Regions from separate parts of the Homo sapiens genome. Here all the other regions are linked to region 4. Evidence: read pairs that join two places in POLR2A ChIA-PET (ENCODE). Cell type or tissue: GM12878. All regions are shown on one strand. Each heading gives the region's core, and the rest is flanking DNA. Links, peaks and the distances in the headings are about the cores only. Region 1 overlaps DGKI (diacylglycerol kinase iota). Region 2 overlaps DGKI (diacylglycerol kinase iota). Region 3 overlaps DGKI (diacylglycerol kinase iota). Region 4 overlaps CREB3L2 (cAMP responsive element binding protein 3 like 2).

The links. ChIA-PET counts read pairs that join two places held together with the same protein. Peaks named below come from ENCODE experiments on the same cell type or tissue, not always from the same donor. Only the 100,000 strongest peaks of a DNase experiment are listed, where the experiment ranks them.
Region 1: POLR2A ChIA-PET joins it to region 4 with 5 read pairs; 1 of 35 experiments calls an interaction of 5 or more read pairs at or near these places.
Region 2: POLR2A ChIA-PET joins it to region 4 with 5 read pairs; 2 of 35 experiments call an interaction of 5 or more read pairs at or near these places.
Region 3: POLR2A ChIA-PET joins it to region 4 with 5 read pairs; 2 of 35 experiments call an interaction of 5 or more read pairs at or near these places.

Annotation. Positions count from the first base shown.
Region 1 is chr7:137,751,521-137,756,552 of GRCh38, forward strand. All of the region lies in intron 1 of DGKI (diacylglycerol kinase iota), which reads right to left. Among named protein-coding and RNA genes, the nearest start is that of DGKI, 93 kb to the right of the region's middle. RefSeq lists an enhancer at 2,729-3,229. In GM12878, for the core only: no CTCF peak of the experiment used is centred there; a DNase peak (open chromatin) is centred at 3,057.
Region 2 is chr7:137,735,026-137,740,057 of GRCh38, forward strand. All of the region lies in intron 1 of DGKI (diacylglycerol kinase iota), which reads right to left. Among named protein-coding and RNA genes, the nearest start is that of DGKI, 110 kb to the right of the region's middle. In GM12878, for the core only: no CTCF peak of the experiment used is centred there; no DNase peak of the experiment used is centred there.
Region 3 is chr7:137,691,823-137,696,854 of GRCh38, forward strand. All of the region lies in intron 1 of DGKI (diacylglycerol kinase iota), which reads right to left. Among named protein-coding and RNA genes, the nearest start is that of DGKI, 150 kb to the right of the region's middle. In GM12878, for the core only: no CTCF peak of the experiment used is centred there; a DNase peak (open chromatin) is centred at 2,849.
Region 4 is chr7:137,892,614-137,897,645 of GRCh38, forward strand. The region is part of intron 8 of CREB3L2 (cAMP responsive element binding protein 3 like 2); the gene reads right to left. Among named protein-coding and RNA genes, the nearest start is that of DGKI, 48 kb to the left of the region's middle. RefSeq lists enhancers at 2,841-3,010, 3,291-3,460. In GM12878, for the core only: no CTCF peak of the experiment used is centred there; DNase peaks (open chromatin) are centred at 2,758 and 3,108; H3K4me3 peaks cover 756 bases; H3K27ac peaks cover 2,796 bases.

The DNA of each region.
Region 1 (5,032 bases), core at 591-4,590, 140 kb before region 4:
TCAAGCTCTTCTGATTGGTTTAGAATATGCTTGAGTATAGATAATGACTCATTCTTCCATTAAAGACACTAGCACTTTCTAAAGCATTGTTCTAGCACTTTTGAAAGTATGTAAAGGAAAAGACTAAATTAAACCTGAGGGTGGAAACCTGTATCGAAAGGCCAAATACTAAATATTTTAAGCTTTGTTGGCCAGGTAATCTGTGTCACAACTACTTTCCTGTGCTATTGTAACACAAAAGCAACTATAGACAATATATAAACAAGTGAGCCAGCCTGCATTCCAATAAAACTTTATTTACAAAAATTGACCTGTACGCTGTCATTTTCTAACCCTTGCAATCAACCTCAGAACCAAAAAGCAAGCATAAGATGATATAAAATAATAATAACATGATAATAACAAAAGAAACAAAGCAGCATCACTTTATTAATTATGTCTAGGCATTATCCAATTATTTAAATGTATTTAACGCAATGTACATAAGGCTGTGTACCCAAATACATAACTACATACAATCACTACATTTCAGAATCATAAATCCTACTACAATGTCCTTCAGACTAAAAATTTGCCTATTTCCAAAACTTATCCCCAGAAACCTCTTCTATCCTATTCCAAAAGATTTCTCCCTGGATAATAAAAGTTGTGGGGGGAGCAAAGAGGAAGAGGTGGTCAAATAGTAACAGCACAAAAGTGTGGGTGGTGAACTCCCATCCCTGAGAAATAGCAAAATCAACAATACAAAAAAAAAAAGTCAGATCTCACAATCCCTAAAAAGGTATCGATAGGGGGTCCTGGTTCACAAACTTTAGTCTACAAAGAGGGAAAAGGAAGGCCTCATATTTATAAACTTCAGTTTTTTGGTTATAACTTAGAACAAAATGTACGGAATTCCGCTAAGGGAGGAGACCACCCCTCATATTGTCTTATGCCCAATTTCTGCCTCCAAAGAAAGAAGAAGTAAAAACTAAAAGGCAGAAATGAAATCCACAGGCAGATAGCCCAGCGCCGCACCTTGGGCCTGGTTACAGATTGACCCCTGACCTAACGGGTTATGTTATCTGTAGATTCCAGACATTGTATGGAAAAGCATTGTGAAAATCCCTGTCCTGTTCTGTTCCATTCTGATTACCAGTGCTTGCAGCCCCCAGTCACATAACCCCTGCTTGCTCAATCGATCACGACCCTCTCACATGGACCCCCTTAGAGTTGTAAGCCCTTAAAAGGAACAGGAATCGCTCACTTGGGGAGCTTGGTTTTTGGAGATGTGAGTCTTGCCGAAGCTCCCGGCCGAATAAAGCCCTTCCTTCTTTAACTCAGTGTCTGAGGGGTTTTGTCTGCGGCTTGTCCTGCTACACCTCCACTCACCAGCCATCTGAGGACTCTGACACGGGTATTTTGCACCTGTTTTGGTTCCTGCAAAAGAGATTCATCCAAACCCTACTCATCCTTCCTAGACAGCCAGTATCACTCACAAACATACACGTGTTACTAGTGCATGCTAGTACATACGAATGTACATACACACACACACACACACACGCACACCCACAATACCCACTTGGAAGTTGGCTATTCTGTACTCAGGATAATCATCTCAACTTCTCCCCATGAGGTCCCTAAATAATAAACAAAGTTACACTTGAGTGGTCTGACTACAGAGAAGATGAGAAAGGAAAAGCAAGGTGGCTCTGCCAAAAGATAACAAAGGCTGCAAACTGATCCCCAGGAACCTGGAGTCATTTAAATGGCCAGGATACTTCCAGACAGAGAGTCTCTGGTGCTAGACACTGCCCCGGAAAGTGGATTAGCCTGGCAGACAGTATTAAACTCAGCCGGGATCCCTGGGAGAGTCTGCCAGCAACTGCTGGAGTGCCCACCACATGTATTTAGGAATTTTGCGAGGGTTCCAAGGCCTTTCAGGGCACAGCCGCTCTATCCCTAAGGAATCAACACACACATTTATCACAGAGGTAGTTTAGTACCTCATTGCCCAAAGGAACGGAACAGAGTGGGAGCAGGAGGAGGGGAGTTGAGCAAACTTAGAGAGGAACGGGTTGTAAAGTCTGAGTCAGTTTATATCTGAAGGCAAGGCTGATAGAGGTTTAATTAATTTGCTTTCCACTCTCTTTGACCATAATTCAATCTTTCTCTCTCTCTTCACATTCAAAATCCAAGGTGGACAGAGGACATAGACAGGAGGGGTGATCTATGAGGCTACAGACAAAGCAGAAGTCGCCTCTATTGCCATGAGCAATTCAATTCCTGGAGCTAAAACAATAACATCAGCATCATCGTTAGAGCAGCTTTGAGAGTAAATGCCACCAGCTCCTACAGAGCAGCCCCAAATTAATGGCATATAAATAAAAAAAGGACACCAGGGTAGCCAGTCCCACTGAAATGGGCAATCAATGTTTCTATTACAACATTAAAAAAGAGGAGGAGGAGGAGGAGCGTGGAGGGGGAGGAGAAGAAGAAGTAGTAGTTCCCCTAACTGGGAACTATGTTGTCAGTGAGGAGGAGCAAAAACAGGGTAGTCTAGAATCCAAGAGGGGTCATGGGGGGTTATGTAAAGAAGGTGGGAGGCACTGTGGGCCAGGGGCAGGTGCACTGCTGCTGCCAGGAATAGCCTCCCTGCTGGTTCAAAGGCAGTGAGGAATGGGGCACCCTGTTTTCATCCCCCGGTGGCTGCTTCACTCCCACCAGAAATGCTCCTACGTGGAGGAAGAGTATCAGCCTCTGCCACATCCACCCCCTGTCCCCAGGAGGTCCTTGTGTCCTCCCCTCCTGTGGCTTAAGAGAATAACAAAAATGACCTCCACTGGAGGGAGATCACATCTTCAGGTCCTGCCCCTTGTCTGTTTCAAATGGGCTTTTCAAACATCAGCAGGCACAGGGAAGAAGGGCAGTGGGAGACTGCTGCGTGACCAGCTCAGGGTTTCCCACCAACCTGTCTGCAATCATTCACCAGCCAGATGCAGCAAGGGACGTTTGTTTTACCCTTTTCATTCGGAGCTGTCACTGTGCGACCTCTGCCACCCCCTCATCTCTCACCTCAGGGCACCTGCCTCAAATAACTTCCCTTGTGTTGTCATTCACCTCATGGATAATTGATAGCATGTCAAGTTGATGCTAAGAAAAGAACAAGGTGGGTAGACGTGTGCCTACTATAAATAGATCCACGACATGACCAGCATTTGCCAACTTTTGAGCAAAGAAAGGCAGAGGCAGAAACGGCAGCGATGGCAGCTTCCCCTGGGTCCTTGGAAGAGCTGGCTTCACACTGACAGCCACAGCCCTGCTTGAGTGGTTTGACTCACAGCAGAGGGGTGGGAAGATGCCTTTCTCCATTTGGGAGCAAAATTTAAAATATCACACGTGATGGAACTTTCAGGGTTGTTTGACAGACGCATAAAAGCTCAAACAACGCATACTTTAAAACGTCTGCTTTCTTTCTCCTACATTATCTTTTTCTCTGTATGTTTTAGGAACTTTATTCTTTATTTTGCTCTCAGGGGCATATCTGCTTCTAAGTTTTTATATACATATGCTCACACAATTACATATGTAATTGGCACCTACACAGATTATAAATTAGGTATATATTAGACCCTGCAGCTACAGAGAGGAAGAATAAAATAAGACTCCAAACACAGGAGGCATTCATCAGGAATCCTTTTGTTACAAGTGGCAAAAACCAATTCAATATGGTAAGAAACATGAATTAAAAAATGATAAAGATGTGAGGTCTTTTTCAACATGTCCCATGAAGAGTTCCCCACCAAACGAGGGGGCCAATCCATGGCAAAGATTAGATTAAGGGTGCACCTTTCCATCCAAGCCTATTTTTTCACATGGCCTCAAGATGGTTGACTTTAGTTTAAGGGCAGAGGGAGGAGGGAGAAACAGAGAATCGAGACAAGTGAGCTTTTCAGGCTTAAAAATTGCTTCTAGGTCTAGATTGAGATCTTTGCCTTGGTCACTCACACGTGGAACAAAGTGGAAACAAATCGACCTGAATGCTCTTAAGTCTCTTAGGGCATTGAATTGCCAAATAAACCACAGTCCTCATCTGAAAAATCTTGTAACTGCCAATCCCCCAAGGGAACCCCAACTTCTCCAAAAGCCCCACCAACAGGAAAGGGGCTGTGAACATTGTGCAGGTCATGGGAAGGGCACTCCTCCTATGCCCACTTCAGATACAGCCTGGAGGATAATGGATGAGGAAGAGGCTAAACAAACTGTAGGAGGAGAAACAACCAACTGCAATTGCAAAAAAAAATACATCTCAGGATCGCAGAAACTGACTATATAAACTCTAAGTGTTGGCATCCACAAGCCAAAGAGCAAACTGCAAAACTCTGAAAATTGAAAGAAAAAGACTTGGGTTCCTGGTCCAGTTCCTAATGGGTAACCAAGCATGTCCTTCAGCCTTGCAAAAGGTCAGTCATGGAAGTTCTTAGGAGAGGTATATTTTGAGCCAGACATTCAACAAACACGTCAGTTGAACAAAATAAGTTCTTCCTTATGCAGTCATCAACAGTAACAGACACAGAAGAATCTGAGCTGAGAATGCAACAGAAGCCCCAGTGTACATACATCACCAATAAACCTGTTTCCTGCAGAGGCTTTAATAACCAAGCAGATAGGAGATCTCTCTCCTGTTTCCAAGCAGTGGATCTCATCAATAATCCAGACAGGAGATAATATGCCAAGACCTGCTGTGCCCTCCCAGCCAAGCGTGACCTCACAGGTTCCTTGTTATCAGGCTCCAAGTTCACACCTAGAAAATAATGGAAATATACCCTCAGCTGCACAGCCCTTTTCTGATTCATTTGTAAGCTACACTAATAATCCCATGATGCAAACACAGAAGAAAAAAAGTCATTCGGGAACCGTCAGAAAGGTTATTTTTGTAAGACATGAGGGAATGATTATAATGATTTATTAAAATCTTACAATGTGAGAAAGTAAGATCGGCAAACAAAATCCAATTAAGGAATTCACCAAATAAAAAGGAATTGAACTC
Region 2 (5,032 bases), core at 388-4,387, 160 kb before region 4:
TCACATTGGTACCATGTTAACATCTCTTCACTGATTTCCCTGTTTCCACTCTAGCTACTGGCCCTGAAATCCATCTTTTATGCTGAAATTAGACTCATCTGTGTGAAAAACACGTCTGTCCCATTTAACACCCTTTAGGGGTGCCCTGTAACCTAAAATAAATTCCAGTCTCCTTGGCATTGCATTTTAGGGCTTCTACCTATATGTTCAAACTTATCTTTTGCTACCCTCTGCCTCATACTTTTGTTTTAGCAACGCTAATCTATTTTGCTTTTGCTTTACTAATCATCAATTCATTGCTTCCTTCTTTTGTTCATCCTGTGCTTTTGCTTGAATACTCTTTCCACCTTTCTCTATCTGGTTAGATTTTACTTATCCCCCAAGAGTCAAATCAGGAATCATCTGTCATATTTGGCCAAGTAGCCCTTTTTGTGCTCCCCAGGACCCTGAAGATACTGGTGTACAAGCATTTACCACAGTTTAGTTGTATATCTGATGCATATGATGAGGTAGACGGGTTTTTTCTTTTATAAAATAAATTATATTTTCTTGGTTGCAAGGGTACCATCTTAGATTTTGAAATGTCAATTGAATAGCAAGTCATTTTCTTGGGATTCAGAAGTGCCAGTATATAAACTTGGTCACTACAAAGAAAGCAGAGCAAACTGCATAAGGATTCCAAAGCAATTCTGGGAAGAAAGGAAGCAAAACCTCAACTCTTAGTACTCCAAATGTAAAGTTAAGCACACCGATTAGGATAGACCAGAGCAGACCCTACCAAGACCCAGCAACAGGGAAGAACAACAATTCCTGAGAAATGAAATTATAGGAGCAAGAGCTGAGGCTCATGGCCACACTAAACGCCTGTGCTAGCTACCGTCCGCTATGTCAGTGACATTGCATGCTTTTGTGGACTCTACTACCCTGAACAGTGAGTGTACATCAATGAACAGTGGCTGAAAATGACAGTAGGACCATAACCTGAGCACTGGACACAGGGCCCCACACACAGATCACACATGTTGTGTAGAAAGCCACTCAACATTGGTAAACACAGTGTTTAATTTTTCACATAGCTCTTTCCTATCCTTCCCTGCTTCAGTTCATTCTAATTTCTCCTAAGATAAGCCAAGAGAAATTTCAGAGAAGATGTCATTAATTTGGTTCCAATCTCTTAATAAATGTCCAAACAGATTTTGCAACCTGATCATTATGAATGCTGGAAACATCAGTAAACCATTTCCAGTATTAAAATATATTTAGCATGCAATCTCCATCAAGCTAGGTTGCACGAGGCATCTTATTGTAAGGCTAATGTAGGGGTTCTGGAGCCAAATAAACCTGAATTTCAGACATGGCTCAACCTCTTACCGTGTGACAGTGGGCAAATTATTTAGCTCCTCTATGGCTTATTTTGCAAAGGCAAAATGGGATTAATAGCAGACCTTACCTCTTCACGTTGCTGTGAAGAATAAATGAGAGAATGCACTAAAGTGCTCAGCAATCAATAAATTTAACTTCTAAAATGGGCAGCTGAAAGAGACAACACTTACAACCTTTTAATACGAGAAGGTCAAACAACCACCCCACAAATTGCATCCTGTTTGTCCTAAGTGAAATAACATCTAGGAAAAATACTGAAAGTAACGGGAACTTGAAATTGACCATATGGGATCTTCTGTGGGTTACAAAAATAGCATAATTTAATCAGAAACCCCTAGCTTCCAAGAAGCCTGAATGAGTATGAAGAGAAAATAGATTTTGTCAATCAAGACCTTGTTGCAGGCCCTCAACATTAGATACAGAACCATGATTAAATTAATCAGAGGTCATACAGATCACAGTAAGAGATAAGCAGTCTATTCAGTTTTTCTTTTTCATATCTACCCTCATATCACTAATGACTGTGGCTTTAAATAATAATCTTTGTTATCTCTTATAAGCCAGATTGAATCAAAGTTTGGGCAATCTTTGAACTAACTCTTAAAAATCAAGTCTGGTGGGTTCCGAAAAATTGGACGGAAAACTATTAAAGCTAAACGTGATTGGACAGCACGAAATATGACAGTGTTTTAAAATCATAAACATTGAAATACTTAGTTCCCTATGCTGGGTCTGTGCATACTCACTAAATGGTATTAGTTTTACTTCAAAGCATTCAAATATGCCTCATTTCACCAAAAAAAAAAAAAAAAAAAAAATACATACAAATTTTCAAAGCAGAAACATGAGATAACTATTTGTATTAGAAAAGATTCTTGATTTACAAGAAATACTCATGGAAGGAGAACTTTCAACAGCAAGTTTCCCTGGAATACAAAGAAACATTATTTGCAGAAATTGAATCTGCATTCTATTCATAATATAAAGGCAAATCTGTTCCATGCATTTAAGGAATTAATAAAAGTAACTAACATCTTACTGTCATAAAATACAAACACAAGCAAAAACCTTGATGATAATGGACTTTAGTCCCTTCGTTTTATTAAAAAAAAAAAAAGTTAAGTTTAAGCAGGTGACATGAAAGCTCATCTCTGATAGACTTCGGAATGGAACCCAGAACCTCTTACTTGAGCCCAAGGCATTTCCTATCAACCCAAATTACATCTCCTGTTTCCCTACATATTATTTAGATACTGTATTTTGAAATGCCTCTAAACATTAGCTGTCAGTTTTTAAGAAGCTAAGAATCAATGCCTCCCATATATTACTATCTTCATATAAAAGCAAATCAATCTGGAATTAAGCAAAGTGTGGCAGAATAAATACACTAAACTGAACAAGAGCCCTGGCCACATGGAACCTATCTGCACACAACCACATCCTTGGGAATCTGAGACTTCACCACAGTGGAGCTAGGAAAAAAATGGGACCATTAATTTATTCAATAATTTCTATGATTAATCTGCGTGCCACAAGTTCTGTGCAAAGAACTGGGGATAACACAAGGGATAAGACAGAAACAGTCTTTACCGTTTAGCAAGACTAATAGCCAAGCTTTATTAAGAGTTTTCATGTTCTAGGCACAGTGCTAAGCAATACTCAAGGATTTTCTCATTTAATACATTCAATATATAGCCCTATAAAATATGTCCTATGTTTATTACCATTTTGTAGATGCGGAATGAAATACAGACAAATTAATGCAGTTAGCAGGACCACATGACACTGATTAAGTTAATCGGTGTAATGTAGATACTAAGTGACAAAAGTAGAATTTGAAAGCAGATCTCGAGGGCTGGACCCTTAGCTGCTGTGCTATACTGACTCCAAGCTACTAGGAGAGACACATATTAAATACATACCTCTACACAATTATATGTATAATCTAATTATAATGGGTTATACAAAGGAGAACTTTGGGCTACCTGAAGAGCATTTATAAGAAGGATCTAGTCACTGTAAGATAGGGCTATTTTCACTACCAAAGAATTATTCACAATGGTATGGTGATATTTACCTTTCAATATAAAATGCCATATTAATAAACTGCATTTGTAGGATGTGCTAAAAACAAAAAGATGTGTTTATAAACTTTAAGCATTAACCACTGAGACCAACCTGACTTTGTCCATTCAAATTCCAGCTCCCAGAGAAAACTTCCTCTTGTACAGTTTTGGGCTTGGAAAATATCCTTCAAACTATCTAGCCCTGTCTTATGTGAACACTTTTTTAGAAATTCACAGAGAAGATGAGGTTCCCCCCCCCCCTTTCCTTTTCATATCCGATTTACTAGATACTCATTGTAAAGTCTGCCAGACTTCCATTGTCTATTTTCTTTGATACAATTTTGAAAGTATCCATCATCAGCCAAACCAGAACACGCAGGTCTGGTTTCATCCTAACTGTTCATGCCCATAACCATAAAAAAGAAGACACAGATTCATCCCTCATCCCTCAGGTCTCGTTGATTTGTGCCAAATGAGGGCAATTACTAGACATATGGACACCTCCTCTACCTAATGAAAAGCTGACTCCCTCATTCAGTCATGTTTTTTATCCAAATATGTTTTAAGTGAACCAGCAAAACCATGCAGAGCCACTTCACAGAGTATGCAGTTTGTGGACTGAAAATAGAGGGATCAGGAGCTGAAATCCAGCCCATGCTCAGCACTCTGAGCCACGTGTCTCAGCATGGATCTACATCCACCTGAAAGAAGGGCATCTCTTCCTTTGCACCAAGTAACCTCAGCTTGCCAAGTCAAGTGCCTAAAGGGCTGTTTTCTCCTACGGCACATTTTTCAACATTCACATCAGGTATCCTATTGTCTACCCAGTGTCATAGGACTATTTGACCTGTGAAATCACATCTCCCTGGGTCTCATTTTCCTCATCTCTAAAATGAAAAGACGGGCAAAATAAATTCTAAACCTCCTTCCATGTTAAAAACTCTAAAGAACAAACAACCTAGGCTTCCCTGGCTCTTTCAGAGTTACGGTGTAATCTGCCAAAGAGGAAAAATAACGACTAGACCTCGAGATCCTAGCGGCTTCCTATGGGACCTCATGCAGGGCCTCTCTGGGAACTCCAGCCCTGGCTTACTTGCTAATTTCCCATGGGTCTTCCTTAGATAGCCTTTCTCCAATGGGAAGAACAAAACTCATTTGCCCTGCACACAACATAGTCAGAATGGCCAATGACAGAGTAACTATAAAAGGGTTTAGCGAATGTAAAAAGTGCTACACGCATGTGTACACTAGATCCTCCCAGCAGCTTTTATTCCCCAGACTGCCCAGAGAAAGTTGTTTTTGGTCCCTGTTTTTCTTATTTGTCAATAGAGCATATGAGAGTGATCATCCACTTTCCAGTTTATTTTTGCCACTTGCAGAATCGAAATGGCAGTCAAGAAAAGGTTGAACCTGAGGTCTGTCTCTGCTAAGTGAGAACTACTGTTGGTTGAACTATTCCCACTGGTGTTGCCCAGTGATTCCGCTCCACCATGTCTTTGAAGGTTGGTAGGGGAAAAGGTGAAGCATCTCATGGCAACAAAGACTATCAACCTCACTCTGTTGGAATAAAGCTAGTCAACCTA
Region 3 (5,032 bases), core at 397-4,396, 200 kb before region 4:
AGCCTCTTGTATTCCTATACAGGAAGTCCCAGATATAGGGGGTAGGTCTTCAGTAGTTAGAAGCGATCACATCGAGCTTGCTGGTAGCCTACTTTCAAAAGCTCCCACTGGGTAACAGACAATTTACTTGCTTTATATAATCCCCGAAAGGGTCATTATGAAGATGGAGGCCTTTAATGATGACACAATATTCTCGTTCCTCACTTTCACCAAGGCAAATAATTAGCAACATCAATTTTGGCCCCTCACCCCAAAGCATATTCCATATCATCGAGCAATAAGAAAGTAACAGTGGAAGAATCTTATACAGTGATCTTTCATCTCAAAACAGTTTTCCTCCACCTATGTTGAAGGAACTTCTTTAGCATTTTTATTAGGATTTTCTCTGGCTTTGAAGGGCTCTGTATGGGGACTCTGAGCTACAGTTTTCCTCATAAGAAAATCAGATCTCTGAAGAGTCAGAATACACAGGTTCTACATTTGATTCCTTAACAGTCACCACAACCTAAATTAAGTGTCCTTACAAAAAATACCAAACCACACCCAAGTGCAAACTCTTAGAATGGCTGAAGAATTTCTAAATCTTGGTTTAATGAGAAAAACACAGATCTTTCATTTTTTCATTAACTGTCCCAGACAGTTTTGATACAAAAAAATTTTTTTAAGAGAGGAAACAAAACGCTACTGTCAGGCACCAGTAGAAACCACAGGGCAAATGAGTTTAACTCATCAGAACTTGTAGACTCTGACCGCCAAAACCCGGTTACTCTTCCTAATTAGGACTGCCAGGAGGAGCCAATTGCTGAAATAATCAAATTAGGATTCAAGGATGCAAGCCACGTGTGTCTATGAAAGATAATGTGGCTATATGATAAAGAGACATACAAACATTTAACCCTGAAAGAAATTACAGTCAAATCACACTCTTTTCTAGCCTGGGAATAGAAACAAGTAAGGCCTTTTTGTTGATCACTTATTTCTCTTTGTGGATACAAATTTAAGGTTGGTTTTATGTCTACACACATAAACATTAATTAGGAGAAAAAAATAAGTAAAAAACATGAAAGTGGCTGCCAGTTTGTAACTCTAATTGCCCTCACAAAAGGACATACAAATAGAAAAAATATATTTAGGTACAACAGGGTGTACGAAATAACTTCTGATTAGAACTTTCCATTCTTTTAAATAACCATGGGAGAAAATCCTTTTCTCCAATAATTCATACATGCATACACATTTTCTTCCAAAATAAGAAAATAGTTTTATTATATCTCAGACCTCAAATATAAGTTAGCGAAAGTTATTTTTCTATTTGAATTTATCTTGCTGGTAGATGACGAATTTAAGAGTCTAGTAGAACTTGGTGTGTGGTTGGGAGTGGGATGAGGGGGCAGTAGTTTTATGCTGCAATTTGCTCCTATTAAAAAAAAATCAATGGGGTTTCAACTTGTTCTTTCCTTCTGCTCAGAATCCTCTCAAGCCCACGGTCAGCAAAACCATGAAATGCCAATGATTCTTTCTATTAATTTCACAACAACGCTTCATAGGAGATGGCTATAATCACAAATGCTTCTTTGAAAAGAACTGTGATATTAACTGTGAAATAGATATGAAAAGAAAATATCCTATAATGCAGTTTCAATAATACAACATCACAGTTAATATCAATTACCTGAAAGACCTCTAATATATTTAAAATATAAAAGCCATTATACATTTTAAGTAGCATCATATTATTTTCTTCACTTCATTCAATAAGACTATAAACTCCTAAAGGACAGGGCTCAATCCATCTACTAATCTTAATTACATTCCAGCCCTGGGGTAGACACAGTCTATATTCAAGAAATGCTTTCTGAGTTAATGAATGAACTTGACCAAGAAGCTAAGAAAAACAGCTTGCTGATTAGATCAAGGGTTGAGAAATCTGATTAGGATGATTTGAATTATATCCCATGCCTTACATTTCAGTGATATTCTTGCCTGAGAGAGTCAGAAATCCTTCATAGCAGCTCTTTAAAAATAAATGCAAATAAGGTAGAATCCAGTGTTAAGAAGCCTAAGAAACATCAAAACGGCTTTGTGTGGTCAACATTAAAATGGAATCCCTTTGCCACATTCGTAAAGGGCATATGATAGTGTTAATATTTTTACAATGTGTTTAATGAAACATGTGGCATATACTCTTCATAAATAGAAATTTAAAAATTTATGGAAGGCCGGGCACGGTGGCTCACGCCTGTAATCCCAGCACTTTGGGAGGCCGAGGCGGGCAGATCACAAGGTCAGGAGATTGAGACCATCCTGGCTAACACGGTGAAACCCCATCTCTACTAAAAATACAAAAAATTAGCCGGGCGAGGTGGCGGGCGCCTGTAGTCCCAGCTACTTAGGAGGCTGAGGAAAGAGAATGGCATGAACCCCAGGGGGCGGAGCCTGCAGTGAGCGGAGATCGTGCCACTGCACTCCAGCCTGGGCGACAGCGAGACTCCGTCTCAAAAAAAAAAAAAAAAAATTTATGGAAAACATGCAAATAAGCCAGAGATACCCTTTTCTAATTACCCACTTTGCAAATTTCTCTCAATTTCCTCTGGTTCCAGTTTCAGTCTGATTGTAGGTTTATGTGGCTCCCGTTTTCTATCTATCCTCATCTTGCCAGCTCCCTCTCTGGGTGATGCTGCACGTGAGAACAGAATCAGGATTCTTCTTGCAGAGCAGAAAAGCACCAGAGAATCAGGAAGTCTCTTACCCAGAACACCTCCTAAAGATTGACACATTAGAGACTGGTGAACTCATCCTGTTGTTCTAGAAAAGGAACCAGCTGTCTAAGAAGTTACTCAGTGTCTTGGTTTGATTCCCCAAGAGAGTTCTTAATCACCTAGTGTGTTGTTGTCTTTTTTCTTATACCATATGGGCACTAACTTTGCTTGTCTTCAAAGCAGCTCACAGTGCTTTTTGGCTGACTTAGACAAGCTGCCTACAATGTAAAGGATAGTCCACGCAATAAAAAAATTGTCCCAAGCCCCGCACAAACTTCACCTCTGATTTATGTCAGGGAACAAACTGTGCGTAATTATTTGAGCCTAAATCCTACTTCATATTATATATGAACTCAAAGTACTTTTTGATTATTTTAATGTACATTGAAATGTTGAAAGATGTAATTACTATTGAACCAAAGGTTGTGTTTTGTTTCCTAAGAAACTCATCCCATTGAGTCACTCAAAAAATCACTTTTGGTATTGAATCTTCAACATAATATACAACTATTATTCTACGTTTGTTACCTTCACAGTGATTCTCCAACATTGGTACTCAACCTTTGCCTACCATGGGGTTTAAGAATGAGTCCATTCAAAGCCCTCCAGGTATTTCTAATGTGTATCCTGGCTAGGAACCACTGTTCCACACAGATGTGCAAACATCTGACTACTTCATTGTCTGTAATGTGACTAAGCCCAGGCCTTTACATATTGAAATATATCCATTCAACAATGTATTTACCGAATGTCTATTTTATGCCAAGCACTGTTCTAAATGTGTAGGTTACAAGAACAAATAAAACAGACCCCAATCACTGCTGCCTTTGAGAAGCTTACATTTGAACAGAAAATACATTTTGCCAGGCACTGAATCTTTTTACATATTTTACGTATCCCTCACAATAATAAGGTATGATCCCTATTTCATAATAAATTTCCCATTTTTTTATAATAGATGTTCTCCATGGAGCTTATGGAGAACACGTAAGCTCCATGTCTAACAACACACAGGTAAGAAGAGGTCCGAGTAAGATTTGAATGGAGGCATCTAACTCCAGAAGGTATATACTTAACCATTTCACAACCTGACACTTTTATAAAATGCTGACAGTACACATATACATAGCAAACCAGACGTACTATAAAATTCACCTTTTCTATACTACTTCTCTAATTGCCTTAATTATAAATTTCCTGTCTCTAGAACAAGAATGCAAACTTCTACCAGCAAGAGGACATGTTTACTAGGCACTGGAGTGCAGAAGTTAAGCACACACCTTACCTTACCAATTAATGGTTATGTAGTCAGATAGCTTGATGTCTTTTAGCCTCAGTTTCCTTATACGTAAAATAAAAATAGCGCCTAACTCAGAGAATAGTGGAAAAAAATTGGGCAGGATGCTTGGCACAGAGTAAGCACAATCGATAGTTGCTGCTATTATTGTTCGTACACACATCAGCGGGCCCCCACAGCACCAGCCAAAGCTAGGTACATGGTAAATCTCTGAATAAATATGTGCTTTTTGATTGCTCTCAAAACAGTCTAAGTTCCCTGGACACTTCTGTTCATTCAACAAACATTTGACAAACTTCCACCACGTGTCAGGCAGTTCAAAGGGGTTATTCAAACAGAAGATTTCCTCTTCTAGTCAGTAAATAATTCCACGGTTGCCAAAGGAATCATTCTTCTTCCCTGCCTAACCCATCTTCCTAATACAAAATCAGAAAGCACCGCACACTTTCCTCAGACAGATTTACCATCATATTAAACACATGCAAATGTGCAATCCAAATGCCATTGGAAGTATTTATTATATTCATGTAAATAAATGCAATGCCCAAAAGACTTTTTTTTTTTTTTTTTTTTTTTTTTTTTTTTGCTTAATGTGTAAAAATGGCCTGGCAGCTGAATGCCCCTGAGAACTTGTGAACTCATTTCTCAGACAGGATTTAATTCCCAAGTGTAACTTTCCTAACCACATCCATAAGGCAACACTGGTACGGGCTTGGCGTGGGATGTGGCAACAAACCTCATTTTAAAACATGGTAAGATGACTTCACTGAGATTCTCTCCAGAGTTAATGACATTCTTCTCCTTATGGTATCACTTGAGGGAAAAAGTAATCCTTGAGAATGGAGAAAAAATAATCATGCTGTTATGGGCTGAACTGTGTCACCCCAAAGTTCCCATGTTGAAGTCCCAATTCCTAGTACCTCAGAAGGTAACCGTATTTTAAGATAGGGTCTTTACAGAGGTCATCAAGTTAAGC
Region 4 (5,032 bases), core at 712-4,711:
CACTCCAGCCTGGGTGACAGAGCAAGACTCCATCTCAAAAAAACAAAACTCAGGTGATGATCAGGTGACCTCATGATGGAAGAGATGAGCATCCATGTCCTTCTGAGGCAAAATCCCCCCTGAATCCCTTCCCACCCCACCCGAGTCACATCTAGAGTTAGTGCCTGGGAGGTTCTGAGGTGAGAAGGGGGTGTCCAACAGCTGAAACCTCTACCTCAAAATCCTGGGATGGAGGGCAGGGAGGTGGCGGGATACAATGTTAATAATTATAAGTTCTACACATTTCATAAGGATATTTAAGGAAAATCATGAACAATCTCAAAGACATTTAAATACTAAAGTGTGTCATACACAAAAGACAACCATATCAGCTCAAACTCCTAAACCTTGAGTAAATACCTATATGTTTATGGCCTTTTACTTAAGTTTTGAAGGTTGTTCATGGGGCTCTGGCCTAAATGAAAAAAAAAAGCGTATAAATTTTCTCCTTTTTCTTCCTGTGTTAATTGCTACATTACAAGAGGCTTCTTTATTTTGTAGGAACCAGAGGGCATTTCTGAAATGCTATATTACCTACTGGCCCAGGAACAAACACTGGCCAAGGAACAAAAACTGAGGCTGTGGAATTTTGAACTTTACACTAAATTACACTAAAATGCCTTTTAAATCCCTCTGGGGAACTTAGTTTAGTACCCAATAATCCTTTGAAGTTTGAAATATTTCCATGTGGAAAGAAAGTTCACACTCTTCACACAACCAGAAGTTAGAGATAATGCAGAAATGAAAAGTGAATTAAAACCAAGGTAAAAGTGTACAGTAGAGTAACTTGGGTCATTTATCAGTCCTCAAATAGCTTCTTTGTGTGCAGCTGGGGGTGGGTTCAGCCAGTTATTGTCAGTCTAAGAGAGAAGAGATGAACCCACACACAGAAAACCATAATAGTGTGTAGGGAACAAATACACAAAATTAGTGCAAACAGACACAGCTGTGTGGGCTAAACAAACAGACCAGGAGAGCCAGAATCCAGTCAAAACCCAGTAGACTTGGCTGGAAAGACCTTTAATAGGAATCATATAGAGATTGTCAAGAACAAGAAAAGTAGAGTTAGAAAGACTATAGCTAAGAGGAAGATCAAAGAAAAAGATTAAGGAATTTTATTTCTGATAACAATAGAGATAAATGTCAGGCAAGCATGTCCCTTAATTCTGTGAGGTCTGAGGAAAGTGTACAAATGAAGTCCACATGCCACACATCTTAAGGTTTCTACAAGTCAAGCAGCCCAACACCTGCTCCTTCCGGCTCCCTCTATGGCCAGGTTTGAACAGAATTCTTGGACTTCCCAGGGCTGCTTGCCAAAATGTGGTAGTATAAGCAGAATTACTCCAGGCCTCAGCCTGCTCCACACCGTTGGAGAGAGACAGTCTCTTGGGTCTTCTTGTGTTCCTACACATTCTGCTGTGGATGCCAAGATGGAAAGGCTCTCACTGCTCTTTTATGATGGGCCACCTCTCAAGGTTGTTATGAAGCTGGTAACCTGGACAGATGAGGTAATGTCTCTCCCTGGGCAAGAAGCAGGTTTACTGATTGCTTGCTATAAAAGCAGTGGATTCTCCAAGCTCAGGCTTCCTTAGCTGTGACACAATCCCCACTGAGAGCACAGCATCCACCCGGATCTGTCCTGGCACCTGGGGGCAAGGAGAACTGATACATATATGCTGCTGCTCACTCTGTCTACTGAGCAATAGAATCCTTTGTCTTTGACCCAGGAATCTCATATCTTCTATAAATAAGGCTAAATTGAATCCAGACCTGACATATTGTGAAGGATGTCGTGCACACACCAGGCCTGGTTCAAACTCCATATGCAGCCCTCACAAAGAGCTGTCTCTGTCTACCCCATTGGCTTCAGGGGTGCCCACTGGTCACCAGGTTTGCCCTTCGGAGAACAGATTTGGGGTAGAAGTCCACATAGGCCCTGGAAATGAGCTAAGACCTTTGGACAGGGAATTCCAGGATCCTAGGTACTGGAGTAAGTTCTAGAGGGCTAGGGTGAGAGCTCCAGATGGATGCATCCCCTTGGTCCTGCCAACTACACATCCCATGGAGGGGGACATGGCTGAAGGAGAGCCAGCACAGGGCCCTCTAAAACACTGAGTCCAAATCAAGGGCCCTTGTGTCCAAGTCTAAAGTTGGCTCTTGCTGGGGCAAGGTCCTTGAAGGAGCAAGAGGTATAGCAGCAAGAGAAACCAAAGTAAGGACCAGTTCAAAAGTTAAGTGACCAAGTTCTCGTCCCCATTCTACCTCTAAATGTTAAGATGACTTTAACCCCACCAGGCCTCAGTTTCTCCTTCTGTAAAATAAGGTGATTAGCAGTTCAATACAATGATATCTAAGGTGTATCTCAAGTCTAAGCTCCTATGATTCTACAAATCCATGCTCAAGGAGAAAAGCTGTAGCTCACAGCCCTAAAGATGCCTGAGAACAAAATAAGAAATAAATGGAGCAAACTGAGCCACAAACGCCTACAACTAATGGGCCGGGCAGTGTATGTGCATCACTCATGCAGAAGAAAACTATACCAGTGGGAAAAAATGACAAGATTTCTCAGGGATGAGACCAGGGTGGGGCCATCCAGAAAGCTTGCAGCTTAGAGAGGTGCATTCACTTAGAAAAGCCAGAAGGATTCTCTAGCAGCCACACAGGCACTGCTCAGACACCAGCAAGTGAAAATGTATTTCTTGATGGAGCACAGGAAGAAGGGCCCCCTGGGAAACCATCTCACTCCCATCTTACACATTTCCTGATAGCATGCAATTAGCGGATCACCTCAGCAAAGGAAGTGTGAAGGTGCTTTCGCACCACTTCAGCTCTGTTCCCAGAGTCTCCCAGAGAAAAACTGAAGAAAGATGAAAAAGACTTCCTCATCTACTCTCCCGGCCCTGTCCTCTTCCACTCTCCATAGCTCAGATAAAAGATCTTTTCATCTAGAAATCAATAATAGGCTAGGTGGCTGCTGCTGAGTCCAGTACAAAAAAAAAAAGAAAGAAAACCATACTCAGGATTGACTCATAATCTGAGCACAAATTTTCATCTGGGTAGATGCGAAAGTCCCCTGTGGGGTATTGTATAGGGGTGGAAAAAAGTAAAGAGGTATCATTTTCTTTCATTTGGTCAATGATGAAACAGCCACTCACCTTCCCTGCCATGCCATGCATATGAAACAATGGCCCCCAAGGCCTCTCCACCCCCCATTTCTGGTGACCCAGGATCCTCTTCACTTATCAAAGTTGTTCTACTTCCATCCAGCTGCCTCTGAAGAATGATAATATGAGAAGCATCAACAGGAACACACACACAGGTGTGCATTCCCCAGCCCAGCCCTGCACACTGCCCAAACACTGGTCACCTGCATGGGGTGATGTGAGTAAAGGGTCCCAACGTCTTCCCTTGCCCAGTACCCCAATCACCAGCTCCCCATGGCTGGCTCTAGGGCAGGGCATTGCCAATGCTTACATCAGTCATTTTGGTTACTGTGGTATTCTCTGAGCGCCACAGACGCCCTCGGCAGAAAACAAAGAGAAAGGGGGAAGAGCAGTTAGAGGAACTCTAGGTCTATTCCCCATTTGAGCGAAGCAGCCCTGCTTTTATCTATTTCCCTCTCAAGCCAAAATACATTAAAAGCTACTGGTTTTGTTTGTTTGTTTTGAGATGGAGTTTTCCTCTTGTTGCCCAGGTTAGAGTGCAATGGCGTGATCTCGGCTCACCGTAACCTCCGTCTCCCAGGTTCAAGTGATTCTCCCGCCTCAGCCTCCTGAGTAGCTGGGATTACAGGCACACGCCACCACGCCCAGCTAATTTTGTATTTTTAGTAGATATGGGGTTTCTCCATGTTGATCAGGCTGGTCTCGAACTCCCAACCTCAGGTGATTCACCAGCCACGGCCTCCCAAAATACTGGGATTACAGGTGTGAGCCACCGCGCCAGGTCTTAAATATTATGATCTTAGGAGGTCCCCGCTACAATTATCTGTGGGAAGATCACAGATGAATCCATTGCCAGCCATTACTACCATAAAAGCGTTATCCACGAGGAGAGGTGAGTCTTGAAGAGGGAGAAGAAATGGGAGAAGAAGACACACAGAGCCACTGCGCTCCTGAGACTCAAGGGAAGGCACAGAGTACAGGGAAGGAGGCCAAGGGGAAGAGGAACATCGACAAACTTGTTCTGCTTTGTAAGTAAAATAAGCCAGACAAAGACAAATACTGTATGGTATCACTTACATCTAAAGAAAAATTTAAGTCAAACTCACAGAAACAAGAGAATAGAAAGGTGGTCACTGGGCACTGGAAGTGGGAGAACTGGTCAAAGAATACAAACTTTCAGTTATAAGGTAAATACATTCTGAGGATCTACTGTACAGCATGGTGACTGTAATTAAAAATGCCATATTATATACTAGAAGTGTGCTAAGCATTGGCACCAAAAAGAAAAAGAAAAAAAAGGTAATTATGTGGAGTGATGGATGTGTTAATCAGCCTGATTGTGATAATCATTTCATAATATATGCATACATCAAATCGTTACATTGTATACTGTAAAAATATGCAATTTTGTCAATTATGCCTTAATAATGCTGACAACAAAACACATAAACAAAAAACTTTCCCTGCTTTAACAGGTGGCTAAGCTAGCCCTGGTCACATTCAGTAACAGCAGACTGTCAGGGAAGGCTCAGATCCCAATAGCATGAAGTAGATTATTATTATTATTATTTGAGACAGAGTCTCGCTCTGTCGCCCAGGCTGGAGTGCAATGGCACAATCTCGGCTCACTGCAGCCTCTGCCTCCTAGGTTCAAGCGATTCTCCTGCCTCAGCCTCTCGAGTAGCTGGGATTACAGGTGTCTGCCACTACGCCCAGATAATTTGTGTATTTTTAGTAGAGATGGGGTTTCACCATGTTGGTCAGGTGATCTCTGACCAACAGGTGACCCACCTGCCTCGGCCTCCCAAAGTGCTAGGATTACAGTCATG